3 separate regions of the Homo sapiens genome follow, and all the other regions are linked to region 2. The links are chromatin contacts, found by Hi-C or POLR2A ChIA-PET in ENCODE. All regions are on one chromosome and are shown on one strand. The core of a region is the stretch at or near the end of the contact, and the rest is flanking DNA. Distances in the headings are between cores, read along the strand shown.

What was found. Hi-C counts contacts between places; a loop is a spot of excess contacts on that map. ChIA-PET counts read pairs that join two places held with the same protein, here RNA polymerase II (POLR2A). Pooled maps may share reads with other maps.
Region 1: a pooled map shows a loop between it and region 2 (2.8-fold over the local background). The contact joins the promoter of AJUBA here to the promoter of RNF212B in region 2. A Hi-C loop is called at or near these places in 1 of 50 pooled maps. POLR2A ChIA-PET finds 5 or more read pairs at or near these places in 2 of 52 experiments (HEK293 and activated T-cell).
Region 3: a loop to region 2 is called in a pooled map, with 3 times the contacts of the local background. The contact joins the promoter of PSMB5 here to the promoter of RNF212B in region 2. A Hi-C loop is called at or near these places in 1 of 168 maps with a recorded cell type or tissue (mesothelial cell of epicardium) and 2 of 50 pooled maps. POLR2A ChIA-PET finds 5 or more read pairs at or near these places in 2 of 52 experiments (activated T-cell and naive thymus-derived CD8-positive, alpha-beta T cell).

What each region holds. Positions count from the first base shown.
Region 1 is chr14:22,980,345-22,984,273 of GRCh38, forward strand. It overlaps AJUBA (ajuba LIM protein), which reads right to left and starts at 2,207. Exons shown (of 8, transcript NM_032876.6): 1 at 917-2,207. The coding sequence starts at 1,922. RefSeq lists enhancers at 1,256-2,221, 2,222-3,187.
Region 2 is chr14:23,235,892-23,239,717 of GRCh38, forward strand. RNF212B (ring finger protein 212B) reads left to right here and starts at 2,045. Exons shown (of 15, transcript NM_001282322.3): 1 at 2,045-2,164. RefSeq lists a silencer at 1,735-2,099.
Region 3 is chr14:23,033,260-23,037,190 of GRCh38, forward strand. PSMB5 (proteasome 20S subunit beta 5) reads right to left here and starts at 1,641. Exons shown (of 3, transcript NM_002797.5): 1 at 1,425-1,641; 2 at 109-415. The coding sequence starts at 1,622. RefSeq lists enhancers at 1,367-2,566, 1,367-2,036, 1,821-2,115.

The DNA of each region.
Region 1 (3,929 bases), core at 957-3,456, 260 kb before region 2:
TCCTGAACAGAGTAGGGGAGGGAGACAGCGACCAGGTTTCCTTAACAGTGTCAGGAAGTAAGGCGCTACTTCTGGCCTGAATTCTGAGAGGTTATAAGCAGAATTCAAGGCCAAGTTATTTCTGGCAATAACACAGGGTCGTTATCCATCCAGAGGTAATGGTGTCCCAGTAGTCATGACTTTTACCCTGACTTCCGGAGGATGGGGAAAATAGAAGCTGGTACTACTGGGTCTCTGATTAAATGCCCACGCACGCACCTAGCCAACAGGACTGGGGAGGGACAGCAGTTGGGTCCCAGGGCGCTCCATCCTGTCTCCCAGGCTCCATTTCCCCGACAGCCGCCACTACTCCGCGTATGCTAGGGAGCGTCCCCCGATCCCCGAACCCCACCCCTCCGCCGCGCGGCGGCAGCCGCCCCGCCCGCGGGCACCTGGAGCGCCCGGGCAGGAGTCGGCACGCACGCGGCCAGCCTGCCCCGCCCCCCCACCCGCGCATTCTCCGAATTCCTGCGGGCGGAGCCTGGGCCCGGGTGGGGGCGCGGCGCGCACAAACCTCCAGGGGCACCGCCGTGAAAGGGGGGAGCAAGTTGGGGGGGATGCGCCTTCACTGCCCCACTTGGTCCCTTCCCTACGAGGCCTCCTGCCGCAAAAAACCGAGGTTCAAATGCTTGAGAAACGGACTCACGAGATACCAGGGGGGTTGAATTTAGCAGAAATAAGGAGCCCTGGTTCATCTGAAAACTAGCAGGAAGGGGACAGTGCTCTGGGGCCGCCCCCATCCATCCCTCTTGCTTCTTTCCTAGTCCCGCGTCTTCACCTCGGACCCCGGGGCACCGGCACTTTGGGCCGTCGGGGCAGTGGAGAACCGAATACCGTGACGGGTCCCTTCCCGTCCCTAACCACTTCTCTCACTCACCGAAGTAGTCCTCCCTGGCCTCTGGCTCCCGCATCCGGGCCCGGGCGGCCTCCGGAACGAAAGGACCTGGTGGCTCCTCCAGACCCGACGGCTCAATCCCCGAGGGTTCTCCGCGGGCTCCGGCTTCTCGCCCACCGGTGCCCACCGTCAGGCGAAGCAAAGCTGTTAGCTCGTCCTGGTACCGGGCGCCCACGGCGCAGTCCCCGTAGCCGGTCACAGAGTGTCGTCCGGGTTGCGCCCCCCGTCTCTCCAAGGGCCCCGCCGCTCCCACTCCGGCCCCGGCTAGAGCTCCAGGGCTGCCCAGGGCCGGGGGATACGAGTGGCGGCTTTCCTGGCAGCCGAACCCCGCGGGCCGCTGAGCGTACAATCGGTCCAGGGCGGCGTGGAGCTCCGGGTAGGCGGACGGGACCCCTCCGGGAGAATAGCCTGCCGGTGCTCCGGCCAGGGGTGGGCCAAACAGGCACGGCCCCGCTGGCAAGGGGCTCCCGTGGCGCTGGTCGTAGCCCATGCTGATGCCGCTGGTGCGATTGCTGCAGGGCCGGCTACCTCCAGCTCCGCCAGCCCCCGCCCCGTCCAGCAGCAGGCTGCCCCGGGGGCTGGACGGCTTGCTCGCGTCGCTGGCCGAGCTACTGGCGAAGCTAGAGCGGGGGCTGAGGGCCGGGGCCGTGGGCTCCAGCCGAAAATCGGGGGGCAACGACTGAGGTAGAGGCAAGGCCCGGGTGGGCGGCGGCCCCGCGGGAAAAGAGCCTTCGTAGCGCGGCGCCTCAAAGGAGCCGCGCTGATTTCGCTCAGCGTCCAGGGAACCTTGCTCCCGGGCCGGCTCCAACGGCTCATCCCCAGGTCCCCCAGTAGCTCCTCGGGGCCCTGACTTCCTAGGTCCCCCCAACCCACTTAGGCGCCCCTTGCCCGGCCCGGGGGTCCCGTCAGACCCAGACCGGCTAGATTCACCCTTTCTGCGGCCGAACTTCTCCAGCAGGCGACTGGCTTTCTCTCCTAACCGCTCCATGCCCTCGGGCCTGGGGCCTCTCGCCCCCTCCCCGCCTGGCACCCTGCGGCGTCTCGGCGGCCGGTTCTCTTTCCCTGCAGCCGGACTCTGGTTCCCCAGGGGCACAGGGGAGGCACAGGGGCTTAGCGGGCGGCCTGGATGCCCTGCGCCAGGAATCCCACAGCATCCCCCAGCGGGAGGGGCTGCGTCCCCCCGCGCATCTGGGGCTGAGCGGGGCTAGCAGGGTCTCTGGCCGCGGCTGTCCAGTCCGCAGGTCTATCTGTTCACGCGTCGACTCGCCCGACTGCCCCACTCTCCCCGGCCCCCGCCCCCCTAGCTCTCACGCTAGCCACAGACCGAACTTCTCTCCCAAACTTTTGTCTGCCTGGCCGGATCTACTTTCCTAGGGGGGCGGAGCGCGGTGTGTGCGAGAGCGCCGGGGGTGTCCGCGCAGGGATAGCTGGTGTGCGTGCAGCGGAAGGCGCTAACTGCCCTGGATGTGGAGACCCGCGGACTGGACGTGAGAGGCGGGCAGGGGCAGTTGGGGCAGCTGCCCCTACAACACTGAAGAATTGGAATAGGAAAGAGTGTGGGGGTAGGGGACGGGGACTCTTTGTCTGCAGTTGGAATGCGCGGAGGGGCATGGTGGAATGTGTCGCGTCCCGGGACCGGACGACAGGAGGCATGTTCTGCGCTAGCACCGTGACTTTGTTCCCAGCGTGGGGACTGTGGGAGAGATGGAGAGAGACTGGTACAGAAATGGTGAGACAAGGAGAGAGCCATAAAGAGGAAGACAGAGAGAAAGAAGACAAATGCATAAAGAGGTTCAGAGACGTGTACGTAAAGATAGCCCTGAAAGGCGACGAAGCCCACAGAGAGAGGTGGAAGAGGGAAGAGGTAGCGAAAGAAAGGGAGAGCTGAGGAGCAAAGAGGAGTGTGGACGATGCAGAGACCGAAGGGTGCGCAGACAAAGGAAAGGACAAGCTTGTCCAGAGAGAATGAGAGACAAACAGATAAACTGCAATAAAAAGGCACCACCTTCTGGACCCAAAAGTTTTGTGATTTGTAAAAGCAGTGAAAAGGAGTCAGGAAAATGGGACTAATCTCTACTTTGAGAGGGAGGGAAAGAGATATAGTGTGTATGTAGAAGCAGTGAAAAGGAGTGAGGAAAAGGTTTGGGACTAATCTCTACCTTAAGGGTAGGACAGTTAGAGGGATAGACACCCCCTGGTGTTGGGAAATGAGATTTTTCTCATTTCAGGTGACTGTGGAGATCGAAGGCCTGGTTTTAGGGCTAGCGAACACCTTCTCCCTTTGGTTTTGGTCCACAGAAGACTGGTGATACAGAGTAAGTATTAAGAGGAAGAAAAGAAATGCCGTGTAGAGGAAATTGCAAATGAAAATGATCAGGATGGAAAAGAGGCTGATATTGACTATTTTAAAAGGATCAAGAATAAGGAAAAGAAACCCTGGCTGAAGCAGCCGGGCGCGGTGGCTCACGCCTGTAATCCCACCACTTTGGGAGGCTGAGGCGGGCGGATCACTTGAAGTCAAGAGTTCAGACCAGCCTGGCCAACATGGTGAAGCCCTATCTCTACTAAAAATACAAAAATTAGCCAGGCGTGGTGGCGCACGCCTATAGTCCCAGCCACTCGAGAGGCTGAGGCGGGAGAATCGCTTGAACCCGGGAGACAGAGGTTGCAGTGAGCCAATATCACGGCCACTGCACTCCAGCCTGGGCGACAGAGCAAGACTCCGTCTCAAAAAAATTCTCAAAAATAAATAATAATTTTTTTTAAAGAAACCCTAGATGAAGCTAAACATACCTAATTAAATACCAGCCAACGGCCGGGAGCGGTGGCTCACGCCTGTAATCCCAGCACTTTGGAAGGCAGAGGCGGCGGGATCACGAGGTCAGGAGTTTGCAACCAGCCTGGCCAGTATGGTGAAACCCCGTCTCTACTAAGAATACAAAAATTAGCCGGTGTGGTGGCGTGCACCTGTAGTCCCAGCTACTTGGGAGGCTGA
Region 2 (3,826 bases), core at 795-3,294:
TCATTGATATGGTTCAGATCCCACTTTGCAATCAACTTTTAACTCAGACTTCCTGAATTTTTATGTGATATCAAAGAGAAATGTTCACAATTATCTGAAAAGGCCATTTAAATACCATTCTCTTTCCCCACATATTTGAGTGAATCCAAATGTTCTTCACACACTCCAACCAAAACAGCGTACTGCAAAAGTTAATGCAGAAGCAAATATAGGACTCCACCAGCTTTCTATTAAGCTACATAGCAAGAGATTACAAAAATGTAAAAACGATGCCACTCTTCTCACTAAATTTTTCTTGTTTTGGAAAACATATTTTCCATAGATTATTTATATTAACATTTTGGCCAGGCGCGGTGGCTCACACCTGTAATCCCAGCACTTTGGGAGACCAAGGCAGGTGGATCATGATGTCAGGAGTTCGAGAGCAGCCTGGCCAACACGGTGAAACCCCGTCTCTACTAAAAATAGAAAAAATTAGCTGGGCGTAATGGCAGGCGCCTGTAATCCCAGCTACTCAGGAGGCTGAGGCAGGAGAATCGCTTGAACCCAGGAGGCGGAGGTTGCAGTGAGCCGAGATGGCGCCACTGCACTCCAGCCCTGGCGACAGAGTGAGACTCTGCTTCAAAAAACAACAACAACAACAACAAAAAGCAAAAAAACCCCAAACAACAACAACAAACAAACACACATTTAATGGGGTTTATTATTGTTTTCAAATAATATTTAAAAATTTCAAATAATAAATATTTTAAAATTTCTCACTTTTAATTGCTAATTTGGTAAATATTGGTAGATGCAATTTACATAAACAAAAGCTCTTTGGAGGGTCTTCAATAATTTTGTAAAGGAAGCCTGAGACCAAAAAGTTTGAGAACTACTACTCTAAGTGGATTCCTCAGGAAAAGCTCATTTGCATGCTTTTTGCCAGTGGCCTTTATACCTGAACACAATATAAGGGGATATAAATTTCTGGGATCATAGTTTCCGTGAAAATCTGGAAAATGTTGTTTCATTGTTATCTAGAATGCTTCTGTGGAGAAATCTGATGCCAATCTTATTCTGTCTCTCTCTTTTTTTTTTTTTTTTGTTTGAGGCAGTGTCTTGCTCCCTCAACCAGGTTGGAGTGCAGTGGCGTGAACACAGCTAACTGCAGCCTCGACCCCGTGGGATTAAGTGATACACCTGCCTCAGCCTCCCTAAGTAGCTGGGACTACGGGCACCCGCCACCACACCCGGCTAATTTTTTTTTTTTTTTAAAGACGGAGTCTCTCTCTGTCTCCCAGGCTGAAGTGCAGTGGCGCGATCTCGGCTCACTGCAACCTCCGCCTTCCGGGTTCAAACGATTCTCCTGCCTCAGCCTCCTCAGTAGCTGAGATTACAGGTGCGTGTCGCCACACTCGGCTAATTTTTGTATTTTTAGTAGAAGCGGGGTTTCGCCATGTTGGCCAGTCTGGTCTATAACTCCTGACCTCAAGTGATCCGCCCGCCTCGGCCTCCCAAGGTGCTGGGATTACAGGCGTGAGCCACCGCCCCTGGCCAAAAATTTCTGAATAAAGGTTGACTTTTTTTAATTGAAATTTGTTAGTTCTCAATTAATATCACACTGTTCTTTGTCCGCATCATTTTTAAATTTTCCTGTTTCCGATTTTACGCTATTCTTTCAAAGCACCCATTATTTTCATTTCATTTTAGAATATTAAGCAAAAGTTTTCGCCCACTTTATGACCACAATTTATATTGCGTTCTCATCGTTTATTGGAACATTAATTAGGTTTTATTTTCACCTTTTTGTTTCCACAGTAACATGTATGGGATTAGGTTACAGTGTTTATTTGTCCCCAATCTTTTAAGTGAGGTGAATTTTCCTGGGCTGCTGGGAAAAGTCTCCTACACCCCTCTCCCGCCACCGCGAGCCGCTCCTAGCCCAGTGACAGCCTCTGCGGGCCCCGCCCACGCCCCGCGCACGCCACGGAGCCACGCCCACTGATTTAGCATACCGCCAGGCCCCGCCCACACCTCTCACACCGCCTCGGCTGCGCCCAGCCTCTTTCCTCACCCGGTGCCAAGCCAGCTGTTTACTTTCCCGCCATGTCCAGCTCTTCGTGAGGAGAACTGGATGATTTCCTGAGATCTGAGGCTTTCTGGAATCACAGCGGCCAAGCGGGTAGGGAGTGTAGCCAGAAAAAGAACTGAGAAGCTTGAGACGGCTGAGGCCCCATCGCCTCTGGAAAGCAGGGGAATTTTGCCCTCAGGGTCGCCTTAATCACCCTGTTCACTGCCTTTTTTATGTTGGGCTCATCTGGTCAATTCAGGGGATGACATTGTTGCTGCCCTTAAACAAACCTGGGCATATAGAACGGGGCCTTTTCAGTGGTTTTTTAGACTCACTTGCTGGTGAAAGTTAGTGTATCACGATCGAACAAATAGGACAACGAAGCTCGTGGCACTGTGGGATGCGTTTGCGTTGAGCTGTTTATTCAGTACATTTTTTATCGTAAATCTTACGAAGTTTGTATCCCTCAGCGGTTACACACACACACACATCCTACGAAAAGTCCCGGTGCAGTGACTCCCGCCTGTAATCCCAGCACTTTGGGAGGCCAAGGAAGGAGGATCGTTTGAGTCCAGGAGTTCCAGACCAGCCTGGGTAACACAGAGAGGCCTTGTCTCTACAAAAAATAAAAATAAAAATAAAAAATAGCCAGGCGTGGTGGTGCTCGCCTGTAGTCCCAGCTACTCCAGAGGCTGAGGTGGGAAGATCGCTTGAGCCCAGGAGTTCCAGGCTGCAGCGAGCCCTGATCTGCCACTGCACTCCAACCTGGAGACAGAGCCAGACCCTGTCTCAAAATAATAATAATAATAATAATAATAATAATAATAATAATAATAATCCCACAAAGAAACCTTACAAAGTCACATTTACTCAGGTATTTAACAAAGTATATGAAATTGGTATTGGCAGAAAATACAGGCTATATGATTACCATGTCTAACACAAAAGTTATTTAATGTGGGAGCAAGAACTTTACATGGGGAATCAGGAGACCAATAACTAAAGATGGAACTTTCGACAAGTCATTTAATTTTACTGAATATCAGGTACCTCTTTTGAAAAATGTTGGGACTGAACAAACATTAAGTAATTTTTCAAAGTCCATATCAGATCTATGATTCTGAGTTTCTTTTTTTTCAGATGGAGTCTCACTCTGTCGCCCAGGCTGGAGTGCAGTGGCACGATCTTGGCTCACTGCAACCTCCTGGGTTCAAGCAATTATCATGCCTCAGCTTCCCAAGTAGCTGGGGTTACAGGCGTGCACCACCACACCCAGCTAATTTTCTTTTATTTTTAGTAGAGACGGAGTTTTGCCACGTTGGCCAGGCTGGTCTTGAACTCCTGGCCTCAGGTGATCCACCCACCTCGGCCTCCCAAAGTGCTGGGATTACAGGTGTGAGACACCATGCTTGGCCTGATTCTGAGTTTCTGCAGAAGAAAAGTATATTTCCTTCTGTGGAAGGAAAGTATACAAGCTGAGACCATACCATCATTCATCAGCCCTATTTCCCTTAGATAAAATGTGTCCCAAGTGGCTAATATGTGATCTTCTCTTTCTGGTTCACTACCTTCTCTTGGCTCCACTCTCACCATATCACAGGAAGTAGTTAAAAAAGAAATGGACGATTCATTTTTTGTTTTTATATTTTTAGGATTGTATTTTCTTTTTTCTTTTTCTTTTTCTTTTTTTTTGAGACGGAGTCTGGCTCTGTCGCCTAGGCTGGAGTGCAATGGCACGGTCTCAGCTCACTGCAACCTCTGCCTCCTGGGTTC
Region 3 (3,931 bases), core at 391-2,890, 200 kb before region 2:
AATTACACTTCTTCAGCATTGACACCAAGCCCTTTAATTCATCTGTCCATCCAACCCCTCCTCACTGTAGTGTCAGCCCAAGGATCATGTGGTTGCAGCTTAACTCACCAGGGCCTCTCTTATCCCAGCCACAGATCATGGTGCCCATGGACAGCCCCATGCCTTTGTACTGATACACCATGTTGGCAAGCAGTTTGGAGGCAGCTGCTACAGAGATGCGTTCCTTATTTCGAAGCTCATAGATTCGACATTGCCGAGCCAACAGCCGTTCCCAGAAGCTGCAATCCGCTGCGCCCCCAGCCATGGTGCCTAGCAGGTATGGGTTGATCTCTATCACCTTCTTCACCGTCTGGGAGGCAATGTAAGCACCCGCTGTAGCCCTGGAGTCAGCTGCAACTATGACTCCATGGCGGAACTGTTAAGATCAGAGGAAAACACAAAACAGGCCACATAAGACCACAAAAACACTCCTACATACTTCTTTTTGCATCAATCCAAACCCAGCACATCTCTTTCTCCGTCCTTTTATACTTCACAGTATACTTCTATACTTCACCATATATTAATGTCACCCGAGCTTCACATCAATCCCTTGACATGGATATAACCCATATTAAATTCATTTTATAGGATGGGCGTGGTGGCTCACTCCTGTAACCCAGGCATTTTGGGAGACCAAGGCGGGAGGACCGCTTGAGGCCAGGTGCTGGAGACCAGCCTGGGCAACACAGGGAGATCCATCTCTACAAAAAGTAAAAAAACTTAGCCTGTCGTGGTGGTGTGTGCCTATAGTGTCAGCTACTCTGGAGGCTGAGGCGCTGGAGCCACTGCACTCCAGCCTGAGCGACAGCGAAAAGCCCTGTTTCAAAAAAAAAAAAAAAACAAATCATTTTATAGATGAGGAAACAGGTTCAATGAAATCAAATGATTTCTCAATCTAGAGCTAGTTATTGCAGAGCTGGGCAAGGAACCCCAAATGTCTGATTCTTAGTACAATGCTTACCCTCACCACGCTTCCCCTTCATGCCAGTTTCAGTTACCCCTGCCTTGAGGGGCCGCCCAGTTTCCAAAACTTTGGTAAACGTTTACAATAGCCTTCCCTCGGCCAAGATTCATTGTTGTTGCGGCCTTTCCCAGCTAGAAGATCCTGAACAGCAGCAACCTGGGGTCGCCTAGGAATCAACCCAAGAGGCCTCACCTTCCTCCCCCGACTTACCCCCGGCCCCACCGCCACCCTTTCCAACCAGAGCAAAGACAGGGGCCTCCTGGGCCAATGAGACAGCAAAACTGCTGCGGTCCGAACGAGAGGACCCAGCCTCCGCCTGGGTTGGTGGCCAAGGCCACCGCAAACTCCGGTCAGGCTGGGAGGCCAGGCAAGTCGCGGGCGTTCAGTACTCAGCCTGGCAAGGGGGCTGGCTCCACACCTTGAAGGCCAGGGTGGTTGTTCCATGAAGCATTTCGATTCCTGGCTCTTCTGGGACACCCCAGCCTGGCGCGGCCAGGCTCAGACCATCACTGAGACTCCCTGGACCTAGATCCAGCAGATCTGCACGACCCCCAAGTCCGAAAAACCCGCGCTGGTTCACCGGTAGCGGTCTCTCCAACACGCTGGCAAGCGCCATGTCTAGTGTGGGCAGAAAGAACTAATTCTGAGAACGCCTAGCAAAGATAGGCCGGGCAACGCCTCGCCGTCACAGCTTCACTTCCTATTAAATCTATTCCGGAATGGAGCCATTTTGACTGCTGGCAAGCACGCCTCCAAAAAGAAGAGCCAGATGCGAAAGACCATTTTCACTGAAGGGGGTCGGGGAAATAGATGGCTTCACTAACCTTAAATTCTAAAAGGACGTACCTGCCATCTTGGCTTTGGTCATGCAAGTAGTCCTGGATCAGAATAACCTCAAAATCACAGGAAGTGACTGAAAACGTCCATGTTGCGTAAGGGAAGTGAGGTCGGCCATCTTTGAGAAGGGCGTGACTGGTTGAAAATCGGTTCTGAACCCTTAGCGGTGAGTCCTCCCACTCCAGCCTGGTGTCCAAGCAACAGGTTACATCGCTGCTGCTTCAGCACCTTGTTAACGCGCCTGAGGTTGCCATCTTGTTTAAGGGCACCTTCTAAAATTGGGTAAAATAATGATCCATTCTGAGGCCATTTCCCTATATTAGTTAAACCACAGCAATTAGTGGTAAAACAACGCAACAAAATAAAAGTGCTATACCTCTTGTTGTCAGTCGCCATACAGCAACCCTTCTTTAACAGTAACCGGTTATTAATATCCAATATTCGTTCTCTTGACTCCTACCTTCTGGTGGAAATTCGAATAAGTAATGAATTGCCTAAAAGGCAGATGGAAGAAGAAAAAGCAAAGGGTCCAGTTAATCCACAAACTAGATTCTCAGTTCAGACCTGAATAAGTGTCAGTAGTAATTTACCATCTCAGAGACGGGAGGACGGTTGAGACTGCATAAATATGTACCAAGAGATTCTCTAACTTCAACTTGCTAAGATGATGCCTTTTATTCAGGAACATACTATATTTCATTGCCTCTTCCTCCCTCCACCCACCTTCATTTTTCAAATCTTTTGGGAACTATAACAAACCGGGAAGTGTGCATATGTATGAAATGTTGCCTCCTGCTTTATGGTTCTATGAAGTCAGTCTCTGGCCTTCCTTGTTGGATTCTAGCAGCAACATCTATCAACACCGAAATTCCACTTTCCTCTGATGCCCAGTTCGGCCCCATCTTTCCCCCAGCAGACTCTGCATATGCTGTATTGTTTTTGTTTGTTTGTTTGTTTGTTTTTTGAGACCAAGTCTTGCTGTGTCCCCCAGGCTGGAACACAGTGGCACGATCTCTGCTCACTGCAACCTCTGCTTCCCAGGTTCAAGCGATTCTCCTGCCTCAGCCTCCCGAGTAGCTGGGATTACAGGCGCCTGCCTCCACAACAGGCTAATTTGTGTGTGTGTGTGTGTGTGTGTGTGTGTGTGTGTGTGTGTGTGTGTTTAGTAGAGACGGGGTTTCACCGTGTTAGCCAGGATGGTCTTGATCTCCTGACCTCGTGATCCACCCACCTCGGCCTCCCAAAGTGCTGGGATTACAGGCATGAGCCACCGTGCCCGGCCTCACGCCTGGCTAATTTTTGTATTTTTAGTAGAGATGGGGTTTCACCATATTGGCCACGCTGGTCTCAAACTCTTGACCTCAGGTGATCCGCTTGTTAGCCAGGATGGTCTTGATCTCCTGACCTCGTGATCCACCCACCTCGGCCTCCCAAAGTGCTGGGATTACAGGCATGAGCCACCGTGCCCGGCCTCACGCCTGGCTAATTTTTGTATTTTTAGTAGAGATGGGGTTTCACCATATTGGCCACGCTGGTCTCAAACTCTTGACCTCAGGTGATCCGCTTGCCCCGGCCTCCCAAAGTGCTGGGATTACAGGTGTGAACCACTGCGCCTGGCCTATGCTGTATTTTTAATGCTGAAATTGGCAACCCTTTCCAAGCCCAATCATCAGAATAGAATTAAACAGGAGATCTTTGTGTTTCACACTTGGATGATGTGGAAAATGCGGAGTGCGTCTGTTTACTGAGCATATATTATTTTGCAGTCACCCCTGCAGTGCAACTAGTCTTTCTGCCTCCTTCCAGTGGTTTTTCACTCTGCCACTGATAGCATGTGTACCTCTCTTAAGGCCCTTTTACATTTTACCTGGTTAGAAATTACATTTATCTCCTACCGGATTGTGAGCTTTTAAATACAAGTACTTACTATTCATTTCTGTACCCACTGTATGCTTAATACATATTTGCCAAATGAACACCTGAAAGAATGACAGCAGTGGTCTTCTAGTCAAAAAGGCTTGAAGTCCTTGCTTATCTTTTACAGCTTTTTTCTTTCCTTCATATCCAGTTAGTTGCATGGTCCTGTTG